2 separate regions of the Homo sapiens genome follow, and region 2 is linked to region 1. A link is an interaction called in ENCODE POLR2A ChIA-PET data of the cell type or tissue named here. Cell type or tissue: Panc1. All regions are shown on one strand. Links, peaks and the distances in the headings refer to the core of each region. The heading gives the core; the rest is flanking DNA.

Region 1 (10,438 bases), core at 1,163-9,162:
ACGGTAAGAAGACAAATACAGGTATACAGTTGACTAGGAAGGCTTAAGGGAACCCAAGCCAGTACTCTCTCCATCTTTTATTTTTGCACCTCCCTGGCCAATTACTTCTCTCCTTTTGCAGACTGGCTTTTTCTCCTTGTCCAGTTTTACATAGTGACAATTATAGTCAGTAACAGATTTGGAAAGTAACTGGTGGCTGTTTTCTTTTTCTCTCTGAATTAGACTATATTTTGTCATAAGTGATAGCCCCACACAAGGGGTAAATAACCGTTAAGGTGTTGGAGGTTTGGGAGAGGGACTCAGACTTGCCAATATTGGTTCTACTACCATCCTTGGATGTGTAATTAGGAGGGTACAAACAGCGAATGGAGTGAGGGATGGAGATGGAAAGTGAGGATCACACTGTATAAACATGATTGCAGGACATCCTGAGGTTTAGGAGAAAGGGGCAATGACAAAAGAAAAGGAATTGTTGTGAAGCCCCTATAACAGAGTTGATGTATTTATCAAGAAGCCTGATGACCAGAAAGCATAAAAAATCTAAAGTGGCTTGACCTGTGATGTATGAACAAGAGGCTTTTTACTTATTTATAGATTTTGTCTAAATTATACAAAGAGATCCTTAAAAGACAGCACAACATAACATTATTAATAGGAAACTTTTGTTTTGTCTGCTATAAGCCAGGTGCCTTATATACACTATTTTATTTGTTTCCTGCAACTGAATGACCATCCCCATTTTACAGATTAAAACATTTATGTTCAGGTGCTACATAAGCAATGAGAGATGAACCTAGGCATCTAAACCGGGTCTGCAGAGCTAAAAAGCCATGCTTACCCCACTACAAGATTTAGATTTTCTGAGTTTGAGACTGCATTCCAAACCAAGCTAACATTTCAATAATAAAAACCATTAGTCACTATACATATAAAATAAATGATCAGAAAATAGGGTACAAAATATGATGGAATCATTGTTTTCTTCGCCCCAAAAAACCCTCTACGTTTTAGAGAAAAACTTCTAAAAATAAGGTCCATATAACCATCTCCTCCCCTGCTCATTTACCTGGATCACTGATGTAGGGGAATATTGTTTATTTTGCGGAAGAAGAGATAAGGGAAATATTCTCCAACTTCTTTGAGGGATAAAGCTGGTATTTTGAGAAGTAGATTTGTTTGTTGCTTTGCAACATTCAATGGCCTAAAAGAGTGTAGTGTCCTGAAGTACTTTCTCTACTTGACTAACTTAGGTACTAGGAAAATTTGTCTTCATTTGTATCTGTACTCTGAGAGTGGGATGTGTTGGGTACCAATTTTCCAGGCTGCTATTTTCGGAACATATGGGCAAAGCTGAAATATATGAACATATGTATGTATGTTTGTGTACGTATATGAGCATGTATATTTGTATAAGCAACCACATTTTTATTCTCCCCCTCATCCTCCCTCCCTCTTCTACATTTGGAAGATATTTGAAATATGGAACATGTGTTTGGTGGGCAGGCAGTTGTATTATTTTATAATGATCCACAATCGTGTATGTGTATGTGTGTGTTTCCCTTAACAAATCTGCAAACAATTAATGTGTTCTGTAGCTAAAAATTATTCCTTAGGAATTATTCCCATTTTCTTTGTGAGAACACATTATATGTCCTTCCATGAGGGCAGAGATCATATGTTACAAACTTGTTAAGAAGATTTGAGTTTAAATTATTGCATATGCACCAGTCGAATAAGAATTTGCCAGAATTTAAAAACGTACAAATGTTAATAATTATGATAACTGGCAGTATTATTTTAAGACATTCAGTGTAAAAGCACAGACTGTAGCAATGGGTTTTGTGCATGTGTGAATAAGCATGTGTCTGTGAGGTATCATCTATGAGTATAAGAGTAAAGAGAGTCTGTGATGTGAGTTGTTTCATAGGCAGACATTTTTTGTTTGACAAATTTTGGTGGAGTTAATAATTTTCTTAACCTTTTAAATGCTCAGTTATATTTATAATATGTAATATTTGACAGTGTATCCAAATATCAATAGGTTATAAAATTACACAATTTACCCTTCTCTAGTAATGGGTGCGTTCTTCAAAATGATCCATAGTTTACTATGCCTTCCTTTTCCTATTTCGTTTCTCGGACCTTTGCTTTTAAAATAAATACATTAAAATGGCTAAAAATATGGTTTATTTTTGTAATTTTAAGTCTGGATGGTTCATTTAAAGTCTCCATATCTCAAAAAAAAGTCAAATTTCACCATTAACCGTTTTAGAAAATAGAAATCTATTATAAAAAAATTACATTAGAAAGAACAAAATTTTACTCCACAACTACTTATTAGAAGCTGTTGATATTATGTGTTCATTTAAACATTTTATGGCATTGCAGGTATCTTATATGATGTAAACATTTTGCCCTCTGAACTAGGGCTCTTCATGTTTGAAAATACTGAGGGAATAGATTTCTGGCTTAATCTCTGACTTAATAATGTTCACAGTACCTCACTTTTCTATATTCAGAATATAGCTGTTTTCCAAATATGAACTACGACATACAATGCAGTATGTATAGTGTATATGCATGCTTCAAAGAATAATAGCTATTTGTTTCTCATGTATGTTGGAAAACCAAGGCGAAGAAATAAAAATAAACACGCAGTGTAGTCCTTCACTCAGCACATCTCTGCATGCTGAAGGTGTTTAGCTGAAGCTATTTTACTCAAAGATCCCTTTCCCCTTCAATAAGTCAACATATTCTTGATCAGGATTTATCCAATCTCAATTATTGTTTTATCCTTTGAAAAAATTAATCTGCATCTTTTAAAAACAGCAATCAAAACAAGATTAGTATATTTTTAATGCAGAAGTAGCATACATGTCAGCCTGTTACCCAATTTCTATGGTTCCTATTACAGTTCTCTTATTACAGGCTCACAAGCACTGTTTTCCTAAAAGCACCTTTCAAGTCCCCTGCCTTTCACTGAAATGTGGCTGCTACTGTGTACTTATTTTAAAAATGGCTTGACAGAATTGCTAATGTTCTCATTCCTTCAGGATATTTCCTAATACTTGTAGCCTTTTCATGTTTCTAATTAGGCCAGTAATGGTCCCTGAAGTTAAACCAATTAAAATTATTTACTGTGACACACAGTGTGGAGATAATTATCTGATATCTGAATCCAACTTCTGCTTACTTCGCAACATTACTTAATAGAAAACAGAGAAACGGATGCCCATGCTTTCATTTTACTTGTCTACCAAATGTGTTTGCCCTATAGCAAACTGTTTAAATAAAGCATTAAAATCTTTGTGGTGCTAATCAAAATGTTTAAAATCCACTCACACTCCCTTTATAGTTCTGAAAAGCATATAAAAACTCCTACACATTACCTTTTACATTACAGTTGCTGACCAATGTAGTATTATAGCCACATTATATACAGATAATGCAGCTTTTGCATTTTCTACCAGGCTTACTTTTCTCTATTCCTCCACTCGTTTCATCTAATTATTATTTTTTCCTTTTTAGCATTTCTCTTTTTCTTTGCTTTGCTTTTTTTCTTTGTTTTGTTTCTCCATGCTTTGTTTCAGATTATGTGATTCACTACAAGGGGCACAAAATGAATGCACTTTGAAATATATGTTTCATATGAACAGGAGGTAATTCTGTATAGTCTAAACAGTTTTAAGCATCAAACAAGTGAGATTTATAATCATTTTATTCTTTGCATAGGGTTGGGGGTTTTGGAAATTTGAAGGTTTACAAAGAAGATTTTAATCGACAGCAGAAGTTTTAGCAAAGTTTAGTTCATATTTAATGTAAAGCAAAATCCTGCTAGGAATAAAAAACAGAGAGAGCAAGTAAATCACGTCATAAAGCAATGCTTTTCATTAAAAGTTGGCTGCCATCATGTAGAGAATTTGGATAAATGTAAAGACTGAGCCTGTAAGTTAGGCTTGCATATGCTGTAGTTAAATGCCAAAGTGCAGTCTCATAAAGAATTATAGCTTAGACACTTTGAGAACATTTAGCCCATAATCCCAATGCAAATTATTCTAAGAGAAAATTGAGTTTCATGCCAAAATGCTACCTTGAGACTGGCAATGTACAGTTGGACATTTAGCCTGATCTTAGGATGGATTCCTTTACTGTTTCCTGCTTTTTTTCCCCAAATATTCATGAACATCAGTACAGATACGGTACACACCATTTTCCAAGTCACCATGTGCCTAACTGGAGGCGCCTGGCAGTTTATAATGACTTTAATTTGGAGAAACAAACTGCAACAGGGAGAATTTGGGCATGCCATTCAATTCAGAACCATAGCCCAAGAGCTTGGTTTTCAGGAATTTCCAGTCCAGGCTTTGGATCCTGTTTGAGAATTCCTGCTTATGAGGGATAATCTGAGATGCCCAGTAACTTTCCCCTGCAGATAGTAAGGGAAATGTTTGCCTGTATAGTGATATGCTTGAAAAGGCATGAGGTCATTGGAGTGCCAGGAAAAGTACTAGAGACTGTTTAGAGAGACCTTGAGACCACTCAGATGTGGGATGCAATTCTTTGTAGAAGCTCTCCTTCCTCTGGCACTGCATTTAATCTTAGCAGAACTAATGTGTTCTTGGTGGTTTATGATTTAAAAACTCTGTGCTTCTTTTTCTCCTATACCACGTATTTTGCACATACTTTCATTAATACAACAAGCTTATTGCATTCTAATTATTTGTCTATGTTGGTGATATGGTTTGGATTTGTGTCCCCACCCAAATCTTATGTGGAATTGGAGGAGGGGCCTAGTGGGAGGTGACTGAAGCATGGGGGCCAATTTCCCCCTTGCCGTTTTTGTTATAGTGAGTGAGTTCTCACAAGATCTGATGGTTCAAAAGTGTGTGGCACTTTCCCCTTGGCTCGCTCTTTCTCCTGTTCCATCATGATAATACGTGCTTGGTTCCTTTACACCTTCATGATTGTAAGTTTCCGGAGGCCTCTCAGTCATGCTTCCTGTTAAGCCTGCAGAACTGTGAGTCAATTAAACCTTTTTTCTTCATAAATTATCCAGTCTCAGGTAGTTCTTTATAGCAGTGTGAGAACTGACTAATACAGTTGGTAAATAGATCTTAAATTTAACTACAGTCAAAAGCATTTCTTCAAAATTAGTGATTTTTGGAATAGATGAGGGTATGGATAATTAATTTTAAAAACACTTAAAAGATCAGCAAAAGATAGATACTCCAACTATTTTTACTAATCTAAACTTTGCTATCTTTTAAATTTTTATGTATGCACAATATTTTATGTTAATTTATTTGATACCATATGTACTGTATCAATATTATCTTTGTTTTCTCAACTATTTCAGGATTGTGGTCCAAGTAGCCATGGCTTAGAAAGCATTTAACACAGAGAAGTTTACATAATAAATATTCAGTTGTTAAATTTTATATATAATTCAAGAGCTATGGATTTTGTGCTGTGAATACAAGTGCTTAGGGATAAATGGGATGCAGGAATAAATAAAATGACTGAGTCCCTCTCCTGAGGATTAAAGTCTGAGAGAAAGAGAAGAGACAATAAGCATATTAATAAATAAGATTATATCAGGCACAAATAAATGCAAAGAAAAAGATAAAGCAGGATAGTGAAGTAGTTACCAATGATAGGAGTTGATATTTCATTCACTATGGCAGTTGGTGCCAAACTATAAGAGAAAGTCATGTGCCAAGGTCTGGAGAACAGAATGAACTTGGATTGTCTGGGCAGTATCACTGAAGGGAAAAGAAAAAGAGGCAAGAAAAAGGATTTGAGTTTAGAGATATAGGCAATATCCAGATCATAAAGTATTTATGGATTATGCTAAGGCCTTGAAATCTTATATTGATGTTAGGCTGCAATTGGAAGCCACTAGAGGATTTTAAGCATGGAAGTGAAACAATCTGAATTTACTTTTAGAGAAAACGTGAAGCTCCTAAAGGTTAAGTAATACACAGCCTTTCAATGTTGAGAAAAAGGTTGAAAATTACTGAGTGAAAAGTTTTAATGTTTGAAAAAGAAAATGACTATAATAGATTACTTAATAATTTAAAAAAGCAACTACATCTGTGTACAAATAACTCTATTAGTTTGCTAGTGCTGCCATAATACACTAGGTGTCTTAAATAACAGAAAGTTATTGTCGTACAATTCTGAAGGTTAGAAGTCTGAAATCAGGGTGTTGGCAGGGTTGGTTCTGCTATGGACTGAAAAATTGTATCCACCCAAAAGGCGTAAGTTGAAGCCATAACCCCTCATGTGATGGTATTGGAGGTGGGACTTTGGGAGGTAATTAGGTTTAGATGAGATTGCAAGGGTGAAACCCCCATGGTAGAATTGGTGTCTTTATGAGAAATGTCAGAGACCAGACAGAGCTTGCTCTCTCTCCACCATAGTAGGACACAGTGAAAAGGTGCCTGTCTGTAAGACAGGAAGAGGGCACTCGCCAAAACCTAATCATACTGGAACCCTGATCTTGAACTTCTCCAAAACTGTGAGGATTGCATTTCTATATGGTATTTTGTTATAGCAGCCAGAGCAGACTAAAACTGATTCCTTCTGAGAGCTATAAGGGAAGAATCTGTTCCAGGCCTCTCCCCTTGGCTTGTAGAAGGCCGTCTTTATTTTCACATGGACTTCTCTTTGTAAACATGCCTAGATCCAAATTTCCCCTTTTTTGTAGGACAACAGCCCTATTGGAATTGAGGCTCACTCCACTTCAGTATGACCTCATCTTAACTGATCACATTTGCAGCAAATTTATTTCCAAATAAGGTCCTATACTCAGAGGTACTGAAGATTAATACTCCATCCTGTGAATTTGGGGGGGATGCAATTCAATTCATAACAATAACTGTTTTATTAAACAAGCTGAAATTATTAAAGTACAAGTAGTAAAAAAAAAAAAAAACAATTCTATGTTAACAACCCTTTAAAGTTACTCTGCAGAATATTTCTTCCTTACTGCATAGATGAAATCTTGATCAGATTCTCTAATCTGGCCTTTTTTTTTTTTCTAGTTCATGTGATTTTTTTCATCTCAAGAATAGCATTATTTTAAAAATTAAAACTTCTACCTCGTGGCATAATTGCATAATTTCTTATATGTGCAATGTAAAATTTCTTCCTTCTTACCTAATTATCTCTTTAGCTGAGGAAGCCTAGAGGATTTTACTCTGATTATACTCTCCTAGGAGAAGGAGGGTATAGTCAGACATTCTGACTTTCCTAGCTCCAACTCCTACTCTCCCCGTTCGGTTGCCTGATTTCTGATCCCTTCCGAAAGGTGGAGAGAGTGATTTAGGGGAAAGGGTCTTATTAGAGACCACAACTGTGTACGAGGCTAGGGAGATGTTTAAAACTGGCTTTGATATTTTGGGCTACTTTTGTAGGTTAAAAAACAAAGTTGGCCGGGCGTGGTGGCTCATGCCTGTAATCCCAGCACTTTGGGAGGTCGAGGCGGGCGGATCACGAGGTCAGGAGATCGAGACCATCCTGGCTAACACGGTGAAACCCCGTCTCTACTAAAAAATACAAAAAAATAGCCGGGCGTGGTGGCGGGCGCCTGTCTTCCCAGCTACGTGGGAGGCTGAGGCAGGAGAATGGCGTGAACCCGGGAGGCGAAGCTTGCAGTGAGCCGAGATCGTGCCACTGTACTCTAGCCTGGGCGACAGAGCGAGACTCCATCTCAAAAAGCAAACAAACAAACAAAAAACAAAGTTATTGGAACTTCCCACTGCAACACCATGGTAAAGGGAAATGGGGTGATTTACTCTCTTAGGACACTGGCACTCAGGTCCTATGTGCTTTCTATCCAGACCATTTTTGTCAAGGCCATTTCCCCTTTACATGGCTGTCTTGAGCAGAGTCCTATCTCAGATGGCTCTAGGCTTTTGTGTTAGTTCATTCTTGTGTTGTTGTAAAGGAATACCTGAGGTTCGGTAATTTATAATGAAAAGAGCTTTTATATTGGCTCATAGTTCTGCAGGCTTCACGTGAAGCATAGTGCTGGCATCTGTTCCTGGTGAGGGCCTCAGGAAGCTTACACTCATGGCAGAAGGCAGAGGGGAAGACAAGGCATCACATGGCAAGAGCAGGAGCAAGAGAGATGGGGGAGGAGCCAGGCTTTTTTAAAAAAAACAACTGATTTGCATGTGAAGGAAAAGAGCAAGAAGTGCCTTATTACCATGGGGAGGGAACCAAGTCCTTCATGGGGGATCTGCCCAACCCCTGTAACCAAAACACCTCTCACTAGCTCCCACTTCCAACATTGGAAGTTTCAATATGAGATTTGGAGGAAATAAATATCCAACCCGTAGCAGCTTTCGCTTGTAGTCAACTTTCAAGGCTCTTGAACCACATGCATTTTCTCTGCCATGTGACACTAGGACAGTTTGCTTCCGGTGAATCTCACCATATGTCAGCTAAGAGCCATGTTGCCTTTTTTGTTTTGATTTCCTAAATGAGAGTCAGAGACTAGACTACCATATCCCTAATTCTAGTGCTCACAACACCAGTTATCTGAGTAACCCCCTTAAAGCCTTCTCTGTGGTCTTTAATTTAGAAAAATGCAGCCTCTACAAATTTCTCATGGGAAGGGCTTGGATTACTATTTAGAAGAGAGGAGGATGGGAAACTTTTACAACATTCTCAGATTTTGTTTTGGAAAAATGTTTCTCTTCCTGGTGCTGTTTGATTTCAACATTTTATTATTTGCTTACAAAGGTGTTGCATGAAGGGTCCCCTCATCACATTTAGGGAGCTCTTCTTTACAGGCCTGGCATGCAGACGAGATGACACCAATTCTTTTGTTGTGAAACTTCATGGTCTCACTTGAAATAAAGGAGTCCCATTTTGCCATGTGACATGTTCCCATGTTACTCATGTGACAGTGAAGTTCAGGTTATAGGAGGAAAGGAATCAGCTAGAGTCACACACAAAGTACTTTTGGTTCATGGAGGTCCTTCTGCCTGCATTTGAAGAAGTCACCAATAAGATGATTTTCTGGTGTATGTCTATCCGTAATTAATAGAAGCATCAGATTTGTTTTGATTCCCTCTAGAGATACATTTACCTCAAATATTCTGATAATACTCTTAAAATCAGGGGATCTTCTCTAGCACACAGGTGATATATTGCTCCAGATCTTCGTCCATGAGCTTTGGGAAGGCTTAAGGGGAATGCAGAATGTCTCTCAACATATTTTTGGTGCTCTGCTCACATGCCCTTTCCTGGCTGGCTCCCCACCCACTACTGGAGTGCTGGAGCTAATCACTTTCACCTGTGGTCCCTGGAGACTTGCCTTTGCCTCACCATAGCCAGCTCACTGGAGATGGCTGGGAAATTAAACTCTCTACCCAGGGAAAGCCAATAAATACTAGGGTAGAAAAGCCTGGCCTTTCTACTTCAGGACCCATAAGCTTGCTGTGTCATTATACTGGGCTCCTCTTGCTGTTGAAGCCATTGTTAGACTTTACCCAAGACCATAACTTGCTTCACTTCCCCTTTCCTTTCCCTGTTCCTTCTTCTTACTGAGAGATTTTTCCTGAAAACACATTTCTCCTGAATGGGGAGATTTTAACCTACTTATTCTGTTTATATAGTAGCTAAAATTTCTAGTTCTCTTTGGATTCAAATGTAATAATGTCTAATTTTCTAAGAATGTGTCTATTTCACCAAATTTAATGACAAATATTTTTATGATATTCTTCTATGCTATTAATCTCTACTGAACCTGCAATTATATTTCCTGTTTCACTCTGAAAATTATTTTTACCTATATTTATTCCCTTCATTACAGAGGTTTTTGTGTTTTATTCTCTTTTTCTAAGAAGTGGTTTTGGCTTTATTAATTAACTTTAATATTAGATATCTATTTCCTTAATATCTTTTCTTTATTATTTGTTTTCCTTTGCTTTTTTTGCATTTATTCTTACTTTTTCTAACTTGTTACCTGTTTTATTTTCACGATCATTTGTATTAACATAAATACTTAAGCAAATACATTTCCATATCTGAACTGGTTTTTATGCTTCCAACAAGTGTTAGGTATAATTTTCTTCTTTTTCACTTCTGAGTATTTTCTAGTTTTCATTATAATTTTCTTTGATACATAAGTTGTTTTTTTATTTCATTTCTAACATATTTTGAGTCATTGATTTCTTATGTAATATTTTAGTGGTCAGAGAATACGGTCTATACAGTATCAATTTTTTCGATTTTCTTTAGAACTGCTATTGGCCTAGTATATGATCAATTCCTATAAATCTTTCCTATACCTTGGGGGTGGAAGTGTATTCTCCAGTTGTTGCTCTTGCAAGAAGTTATTATATTTAGGTTCATTGATCTGTATGGTGTTGTTTCTTTTAGATCTGTTTGAGTGTTTGCCTGTTCAATCTATCACTGAGAGAGA
Region 2 (10,438 bases), core at 1,079-9,078, 1.0 Mb after region 1:
TTGTAAAATAATATTATTAATAGGGAATAAGTTGATTTTTCATTATATAGTATAAAACACGTATATAAAATATGCACATCCTTGTATATTTTTATCATGTGCTTTATAGAAATATGCAGCTTTAAAATTTCTTTTACAGGAATTTCATTCCCTTTTAGATATTCTGGCAATTTGACACTAATCCTGTACCTTAGAAAGTACAACATAGGCCTGACAAGATTTAATATGATCTAAAGGAATCAAAGCTAAACTCCAAACTCCAAAAACTAGTGGTAAAAAGAGAAAGGTAATAACATATCATGAACTAGAATTGTAAGATAGCTGACGGACCCCTTGCAAAAACACAAGCAATAGAATTTTTTCCTACAGAACATCTGAATAGCAGGCTCAAAAAAAGAAGTTTTGTTTCTTCTCTACTTCTTTTTGTATTCAATCTATTAAATTAAATTACTATTTTTTAATAATTATTATACATTTCCCTGCACACACTGCTATGGTTGCTACAGAGGCTTTTCAAGAGAGAAACTGATTATAACAACATATACAACGACATGAAAAAACTGATGCTCAGAAATGATGCCAATCTAGTAGATAAACCTGCGAACTGAGCACACTGAGTGACTACAAAATCAACCACACTGCTGTGCATTTATTTTAGTATTGCTAAAAGATATATAGACTAGTGTGAAAAATTATTGCTAGTTTCATTATTATCTTTGTTATTTGTATGGAAATATAACAATGCATTATAGTCGCATTTAACACATAGTATTTGGAAGAAAAGAGGAAAAGAAATCAAAGGGCAAGGAAGGAAAGGGGAGGAAAGAAGGCAAAGAAGAGAAGAAAGGCTGGAAGAAACTGAGCATTCCGCAGACATAACCTCCATCCATTCTTATAGGATAAGAAGCCTATAATTGAGAGATATTATTGTCCATATTTTATATATAAGAAAACTGGTTAGGACATATTATCTTTCCCAAAGTAAATATATTACAAAACTGGCATTTAAATCTAGGTTTTTGCTGAATCCAAAGTCCATACTCTTTTCTCATCCCCTGGATACCTCCTCCGGCCACCTACTTTTTGACTTAGGAATAATGTCAATGCATGCGAAAAACCAAGTTCTATCCAGTGGGGAAGATTGAGCTCCTTCTGATAAATTCTGCATTAGGCAGTCAGTTGACTATTGGATGAGTGTCTAACCATTCCACAATGATTTTTTCTCTCTCTGACCACAGCAAGTGACAGAGAGATTTCTCACCTTCTAGTTAGTATCCATTAGCAAGCAACACTCTGGAAGTCTAGTCCTCATGAAACCACAATGCAACAAATGTGTTGAAGATAATGCACAGCCAAGCTTAGAATGCTTCACCTCCTGCCATTTTCTCCCTCTGGGTTCATCACCCATTGTTATCTATTATTTATATTGCATCATAAAGTGTAACTTTATTGACGAGGTAAAGCCTGTGTCAGAAAGGTCACAGACTTAGTTCACTTCCTGTGCCTTCAGCAATTCTTTAATTCATGCGCTTTTTAAAAAATTAATCAATATGTTTTTTGAGTGCCTAATTGAGTGGAAAACCCATCAACATTTAATGAAATTGTTGAACCATTTTCATATACATAAGAAATATATAAACCTAATTAATATTTGGCTAGAGTAATAAACTTTAACTTCTAAAGAACTTTGTCCATTTTAGAAGTAGTCTCCATATTGAAAGATGAGCCGAAGTGTCACCAAGGTGTCACAGACCTCAATAGCAGAAGCAAAAGTCAATTATCATTCAACATTTTGAGTTCAGTTCAGGTGAAACAACACACATTACTAAAAAATAATGCTATTCCCTAATCCTAATATTGACCCCATAAATCAGGGTGGAACTGTCTCCCTAGAAGGCATCCTAAAATGTAGAGGGAATGTGCTATACACAACTAGTGACTGGGGCGTCAGTGAGGGTTGGGAGTGAGGAAAAATGAAAATTATTTGGCAATGTGCAGGACAGTCCTTTACAAGAAAGAATTGCCCACCCAATGTCAATAGCACCCAGTGAAAAATACCACATCGGCCTATTTAAAAAAACAAATAGAACATCATTAGCCCAATCTACATTATATTTGGCTTTCATGATGCCTTAAAATAAATTTAAATAGAGTATGTGCATTTCAGGATGACAGATACTTGTCACTCTATTTTCTTAAACCTATCTTTGTGGCTCAATTAAGTTATTTGTCAGTCCCCTAAATGCATTTAAAGATGAAAACTCCTAAATCCTGATTATTATACCAGTATGTAAATGGATGACTCCATCCAGATTGGGCAAATGATACATTCTTTAAAACTCTCTTAGTTCTGTACATGTAGACCAATCAGAGATCCCAAAATCTTGAGCAGTTCATTTTTCCTCATTAGAACTCAGGAAAGAGAATATAAAATCAACAAAATTATTGAATTATATGCAGATTTAAGAAAGTTTTAAAAATTGAGTTTTTCCAAAGCCTCCAAAAAGTGTTCTACAACTGTTCTACAGCCCCTGAAAGCTCCCTTATAGAGAGAGCTAAAATGTATTAATTTTCTTCTTTGTCAAGTCAGACTTTATATCTACAAATAAAAAAGTATTTTTTATGTGAACTTCAAATACGAGAATTGTTTTGTTAGTGTCAAGTTTTATTGCAAGTTCTCAATTATGTGCTGTAATTTATTGATCTGGATTATAAAATGATTTCTCAAATCTGTGATAATTGCTAAATTCTTTGGTTTAACCTTATTTCATTGTTTTAATTTTAAATTTCAATTGTAAAAGAGGTTCTTTGAGACAAATGAAATGATAAAATCCTAACGTTTAAGATGTTTGTATTATAAAATCCCTTGACAAAGCTAAACCATATCCTTTTTCTGTGACCTTTATAATCACAGTTCCTTACCAATGGTAATCTCTGACTTTTGACAGAATGCAGATCAACTCTGTTCATTTTTTTTAACTTAGAAAGGCATTATATGCTATATACTCTTTGGGGTCTGGATTCTTTTGGTCAATATTATGATAATAAGATTTATCCAAATTGCCAGGAAATTAACTTTTAATACATAATAGAGCTGTCCCATGACCACCTGCATCATAATTATCTGGGAATGCTTCACTTTTAAAAAGGCAGGGACCCAGGTCCCAGCCTAGGCCTAGAGAATCTAAAACTCTGGGAGGAGGAAGGAGATTAAGTCCAAATCTCTACCTTGTATAAGCTCCTCTACTAATAATTTTGCCTATCAAAGCTTTAGATTCTACACTAAAAACTTAATGCTTCTATTCACTTTCTTAATTCTAAGATAATTTTTACCAAAGACTTTTTGTTAGAGAGGCTGTTCTTTTTATGGCATCATAACAATTATAGAGATACTTCAGACCCAAAACTGATTAGTTGTACTTTTAATAGTTTTAACAACCTGCAAAATCCAGTAATAATTTTTTTCCAAATTCAGTATCTTAGCACATGTATTTCTTAAGAGAATCATTCCATAGTCTTAAAAATTTTAGTATCACAAAAAATTAGACAGATTTATTAATTCCACAACATATATATACTTCAAAACTTCATGTATATGATAAATACCTACAATTTTATGTGTCAATTTAAAAAAACAAAAACAAAATTTTACAATATCTGTTTGTGGTGTGTTTTTAATTTTTTCTAAAATGTCTTCTGCCTTTCATTATGCAGTCATTAAGTGCTTGAAATCGAATAGAACCAAGTTAATTGTGATGGTTGTCTTAAACCTACATGTAATATAATGACAGTTTTACTATTTAAGGACCATGCTTTCTAGTAAAATTAGGATGAAAAAACAGTAGAGAAACATGCAATGAACCTAACAGTGATGAAACTTATCTGGGGCTCATTGCTATAGGATGTATTGTCTTTCTCCTAAAAAGAAAAGTGGCAAGAGAAATTGTATTTCAAATATCCCTTGATAATTCAAAAGATGTAAGAACTTGCTGAAATGTCATGGTCATTCGCTTGTGGCTAACATTAGAAGCGTTAAATCACAATTAGATTTAACACATATAATCAGGCTGGAGGAGACTCTAGTAGCCTCCAGTAAAGACTCTCTCTCAGCAAGATCTTGTACAAATATCTCTCTGATGACACCATCGTCATATTAAGTATGAGTGAATTTCAGAAGCTCATTGCTGCCTCTTCAAACAAACTAGTACTTGCCGAATGGTATGAGCTTTTTAAAGATGTCCTTAATCTGTTTCTTTTTCAAGACATGTCAATTTGTTTCTGAGGGAGACTCTTCAATGTGACAGAACCCACATATGGTTCTTTTTATTCCCAGATACTTCATTTATTTATTTGTCTATTTATCTATTTACTTATTTTTATTTCAATAGCTTTAGGGGTACAAATGACTTTTGGTTGAATGGATGTATTATACAGTGGTGAAGTCTGAGCTTTTAGTGTACCCATCACCACCTGAATAGTGTACCTTGTACCCAATAGGTAATTTTCCATCCTTCATCCTCCTCCCTCTCTCTCCCTGTCTGAGTTTCCAATGTCTATTATACTGTATTTCCCTGTGTACTACTCATAGCTTAGCTCCCACTTATAAGTGAGAACAGCAGTATTTCTTTTTTTGTTCCTAAGTTGTTTCACTTGGGATAATGGCCTCCAGTTCCATTCCAGTTGCTGTGAAAGACATTCTTTCATTATTTTTTATGACTGAGTAGTATATCATAATATTTATATACCACATTTTATTTATCCACTCATCAGTTGATGGGCACCTAGGTTGATTCCATATATTTACAATTATGAATTGTGCTGTGATAAATGTATGAGCGCAGGTATATTTTTGATATAATTACTTCTTTTTCTTTGGTTAGATACCCAGTAGTATGATTGCTGGAAGACCCCAAAAGCAATTGCAACAAAAACAAAAATAAATAAATGGGATTTAATTAAACTAAAAAACTTCTGCACAAAAGAAATAATCAATAGAGTACATCGACAACCCTATAGAATGGGAGAAAATAGTCACAAACTCTATATACAATAAAGGACTAATACTCAGAGTCTACAAGGAATTCAAACAAATCAGCAATAAAAAAATGAATAACCCCATTAAAAAGTGGGCAAACGACATGAAGAGATATTTTTCAAAAGAAACTATACAAATGGCCATCAAAGATATGAAAAAAAATGCTTAATATCACTAATCATCAGGAAAATGCATATTAAGGTCACAATGAGATACCACCTTACCCCAGCGAAATGGCCATTTTTTTTTTACTTTTATTTTGACTTCAGGGATACATGTGCAGGTTTGTTATATAGGTGAACTTGTGTCTGCGGAGTTGTTGTGCAGACTATCTCATCACCCAGGTATTAAGCCTAGTACCCATTTCTGATCCTCTTCCTCCTCCCAACCTCCACCATTTGATAGGCCCCAGTGTGTGTTGTTCCCCTCTATGTGCCCAGGTGTTCTCATCATTTAGCTCCCACTTATAAGTGAAAATATGCAGTATTTGCTTTTCTGTTCCTGTGTTAGTTTGCTGACGATAACGGCCTACAGCTCCATCCATTTTCCTGCAAAGGACATGTTCTCACTCTTTTTTATGGTGACATAGTATTTCATGGTGTATATGTACCATACTTTCTTTATTCAGTTTATCACTGATGGGCATTTAGGTCAATTCCATGTCTTTGCTATTGTGAATAGTGCTGCAAAGAACATACACATGCAAGTGTCTTCATAATAGAAGGATTTATATCCCTTGAGGTATATGCCCAGTAAGGGATTGCTGGGTGGTCAAATGGTATTTCTGTTTTTAGGTCTCTGAGGAATTGCCACACTGTCTTCCACAATGGTTGAACTAATTTACACTTCCACCAACAGTGGATAAGCATTCCTTTCTCTCTGCAACTTCACCAGCATCTATTATTTTTTGACTTTTTAATAATAGCCATTCTAACTGGCATGAGATGTTATCTCACTGTGGTTTTTATTTACATTTTTCTAATGATCAGTGATACTAAGCTTTTTTTTAAATGAATGGCCACATGTATGTCTTCTTTTGAATAGTGTTCATATCCTTTGCCTATTTTTAATGGAGTTGGAAAACAGCCATTATTAAAATGTCAAAAAACAATAGATGGCACAGATGTGGTGAAAAGGGAACACTTATACACTGTTGGTAGAAATGTAAATTAGTACAACCTCTATGGAAAACAGTATGATTCTTTAAGACTGCAAATCTCAGTGCTAGTATTATGCAAAATGGATCCTAGTTTACACTCTTAGGTCAATGATACTTTTTTTTTTTTTTGAGATGGAGCCTCACTCTACCGCACAGGCTGGAGTGCAGTGGTGCGATCCCAGCTCACTGCAAACTCCACCTCCTGAGTTGAAGTGATTCTCCTGCCTCAGCCTCCTGAGTAGCTGGAATTACAGGCATGTGCCACCACACCCGGATAATTGTTGTATTTTTGGTAGAGACAGGGTTTCACCATGTTGGCCAGGCTTGTCTCAGACTCCTGGCCTCAAGTGATCTGCCTGCCTCAGCCTCCCAAAGTGCTGGGATTACAGGCATGAGCCACCACATCCAGCCAGGCCAGTGATTCTTGACTGGATAAGTTCATGAGTTTTAGTTTTAAATAGTGAAATAGGGTTGCTAAAGTTCAAAGAAAATTTAAAAATATTTTAGAAATGCCAGATTATTCAGACAGTACAAAAATTTTTTTTTGCATGGAAAGCCACTTAAAATAGCTTAAGATAATAAGCTTAAGTAAGCAAATACAGTGTTTACATTTGTGAATCTCAAAAAAACATTGTGCAGTCTTAGCATCACTGGGCAGAAACAATTTTCAAGGGATTCCCTAACTCATTTTCTTGCTTTCATGCAGCAGGATGATTTTCCTAGTTTTCAAGGTATTCAGAAAGAAAGAACCCACATAATAATTTTTTTAAAGAGTTATTTCTTTCCCTCTAATGTTTATATCTAAGACATACCATTCATGAACCCTCGAGGTGGAGGTTGCCGTGAGCCAAGATTGCACCACTGCACTCCAGGCTGGGCGACAGAGCAAGACTCTGTCTTAAAAAAATTAATTCATTTTTTAAAAAATAAAGACATACCATTCATTACTCCATTTTTTAAGCCTTTAATTCTATAACTTAGAGTTATTGTTATATAGACAAAATTCTTCTCTCCCATTATGTCTTCATCTTGGACCACAGAGAAGATAATGCCATTCTCTTGGAGGAGGAATCTTCTGTACTTCTCTTCAGCCCTTACTCTAGTTATCAATGGAAAAGTAGCTATGAGGGCTAGACTCCCTGTGAGGCATGTCCCACGAATTGGGGGTGAGGTTACTTTGTTTCAAAAGCAGGTTAACAAGTCTCATCATTTTGTCTTTGTTTTACTCAGGAATTTTATTCAGTCTTCATGACAAGCAGGCCACAAAGGAAATGACTCTTCAGGATCAAACAATTCTTTGTCCCTGTTCTTGCAGTGTCTTTATCTGTCACTAAAAGGATAAGTCACTTTACGCTTTTTTTTTTTTTTTGTCTTTTTTTTCCTTTTTGTGGAGAACGGGGTCTCACTATATTGCCCAGGCAGGTGTCAAACTCCTGGGCTCAAGCTATCCTCCCGCCTCTTGCCTCCCTGAGAGCTGGGATTACAGGTGTGAGCCACCATGCCCGGCCGGTAAGTCACTTTAATCTTTTGCAGAAGGGCTCATTATCTTCAAGAGAGGGGGAAGCCTCAAAAATGTGGACCTCAAGTCTTAGTCATCTCAATTATAAATATGGAGATAACAATTCCTTATATGATGAACTGTAGAAAATAAATGAAACCATATAAAGTGTGGTGCAAACAATGAAGCACGATACAAATGCATGTTCCTTGGGAATAATTTCTATCATCTAGAAAATAATGGAGTTAGATTAAATTATTTTTAAGGAATCATTACTTTCTAACATTATCTCTAGTCCAGACCTATCTACTGAGACTCAGACCCTTAATCCAATTGCCTAATTATATTTTTACCTAATGAATACACATTAGGTAACCACATAAATACTTAAACAAGCCACCTGGCTATTTCACAGGTCCAAATTCAGCATGTCCAAAAATAAATTCACATCTTTCTTCCTGGTTTTCGGTCAGTGTTCCCTATTTTCATAAAATGTCATGTCATCTACCTGATGACCCAAGTCAGAAACCAGAAAATTATTCTTGACTCCTTTCTCACACTCAAATCCAATTAATCACCAACTGTTGTGAATTCTTCCTCCTAAACATCTTTCAAATTGGTCCTCAGGTCTCCATGTACACTGCCAGCACCCTAGTTCAAGTCACCATTGTCTCTCACCTGGACTATCGCCATCACTTCTGAAAGAGACTCCACAAGTCCCTATTTTCCCCTCTCTCTAAACTTCATCTCACTGGAGACAGAGTGAGGTGAAGTTTAGAATACAAATCTGGCCATGCCATTCTTCTTAAAACACACACAGTATCCTGTTGTTGTTAAGATAAAGTCCAAGTCCTTAACATATCTAAAAATGTCCCGGCCTGATCCAATACCTGTTTCTTTCTGCAGCCTCTCCTTATACCTTGCCAATGCATGATTGCCATTCTCCAATCATTCTGCCTTTCTAATCCCTTGAGAGTCCTATGTCCCTCTCCCTCACTTATGTGCTTTCACAGCTCATACTCATTCTTTAGTTGTTCACTTCAGTGTTACTCTCTCATAGGAGACTTCCCTAATTCCCTCTCACCGCATTTTCAAGTGAAATTTCTTATTATATGCTCACTTAATATGATGTAGTTCTCCTGTGTGGCATATGTCAGATGTAGTGAGTTATGGGGTTTAATGATAAACTGATTATTAATAATAATTAATATGAATATATATTATTATGAGGTTTACTGATAAACTCAGACTTTGTAGGGAGAAAATGTGTTTATCTCAAAATGGCTGTATCTCAGCCATCCTGTGCTTGCCTGGCACACTTATAGATAGAAAGAATTAAAGGATGGAGTGGGGGATGGAGGGCTAGAGGAAGAGAAATCTCATACATCACATTGAATATAAATTAAACATATATAATCCAAACATAGTACCATCATGTTTCTCATGGTGTTTGCTTTTTTTAGAAATAAGTGTGTACAATACAAATAAAGATCTATGACTTCTGTTTCTACCAAATTTTAAAGTCCCCTTATATGTAAACTCAAGGATTTCCTGATTTTTATTGTTGCCTACCAATAATAGATCTTTAATAACAATAATTGTGTGTCAGTAAAATAAAGCCCTTCAAGAATAAATTTTAAAGCCATAATGGTATTTTTAAGGCCATGTACAGTTTTGATGGATTAGGAATAGCATACTAAAAATTAAGAAGGTCTTATCAATAAATTGTTTGTATTAGTTAGGGTAATACTAGCTGCAGTAACAAACCCAAAAATATATGATGCCTCAAACACAATAGAAATTTATTTCGTTTGTCTAAAGTCCAACTTTTTTTCTGAACACCAAAAGACCCTCATCTAAGTAGCAATTCAGAGAGTAAGGGTCTTTTTTTCTGTGACTCCATATTTCCAATATGTGCCTTCCAAGGCCACTGGGCCCAGCTGTGCCAAGCTGGTGAAAGAAGAAAAAGGTTCAAAGGTTGCTTCAGAGTTCTATAAGCCAAACCTGGAAATGGAACCTGTCACTTCTGCTCACATTGCAATGGATAAATCTCCAGTACATGGCTGCAACTGAGTGCAAGGGAGGCTGGAAAGTACAGGTTAACTCTATGACTAAGGAGAGGAATTGGTTTGAACAGCTGGCCAGTCTCCACCATACCACTGCTTCTCCACTAAGATTTCTCACTGGTCTACTCTCAATACACTCACCTCAATTTATTTTTCCTCAAAGTTTATTCTTCAAAGTTGACAATTATGACCAATAACAGAATATTTAAAGTATAATAACATAATTATTATGTACAGCATACAATCTCAACTTTATAATACTTGTATAATAATTTTCTCTTGAATAATAATTTCATGCAAATGAACTCATATCCTTCCCATTGTTAACTTTCTACTTATAATTCTCCCTTTCTAAAAAATAGGAAAAGGAAATAATCTTCATAGGTATATTTATAAAGAAGTATAAAAACAAAGTTAGTAAGAGAATGACTTTAGCTTAGAAACTATTCATTTTATAACAATTGTATAAAGAAACTTGAACGACACAACTTAATTTATGCACATGCTAAATATGAATAATAAAATTAGCACTTAGTGAATGTCAGCTACACTTATCTGTATAGTAATATTCATTTGCATGAATTGAGAATTCTCCATTATTGATACAAGAAAAAAGTGAAACAAAAAGAAGCTACAGAGACTCATAAGTCTTTCAGAATAACTATAATGGAGGAAACACA

The links. ChIA-PET counts read pairs that join two places held together with the same protein. Peaks named below come from ENCODE experiments on the same cell type or tissue, not always from the same donor. Only the 100,000 strongest peaks of a DNase experiment are listed, where the experiment ranks them.
Region 2: POLR2A ChIA-PET joins it to region 1 with 5 read pairs; 2 of 35 experiments call an interaction of 5 or more read pairs at or near these places.

Annotation. Positions count from the first base shown.
Region 1 is chr5:92,598,475-92,608,912 of GRCh38, reverse strand. The region is part of intron 2 of LOC105379082 (a long non-coding RNA gene); the gene reads left to right. Among named protein-coding and RNA genes, the nearest start is that of LINC02058, 340 kb to the left of the region's middle. RefSeq lists an enhancer at 2,578-3,698. In Panc1, for the core only: no CTCF peak of the experiment used is centred there; no DNase peak of the experiment used is centred there; H3K27ac peaks cover 6,176 bases.
Region 2 is chr5:91,571,842-91,582,279 of GRCh38, reverse strand. No RefSeq gene overlaps it. Among named protein-coding and RNA genes, the nearest start is that of ARRDC3, 190 kb to the right of the region's middle. In Panc1, for the core only: no CTCF peak of the experiment used is centred there; no DNase peak of the experiment used is centred there.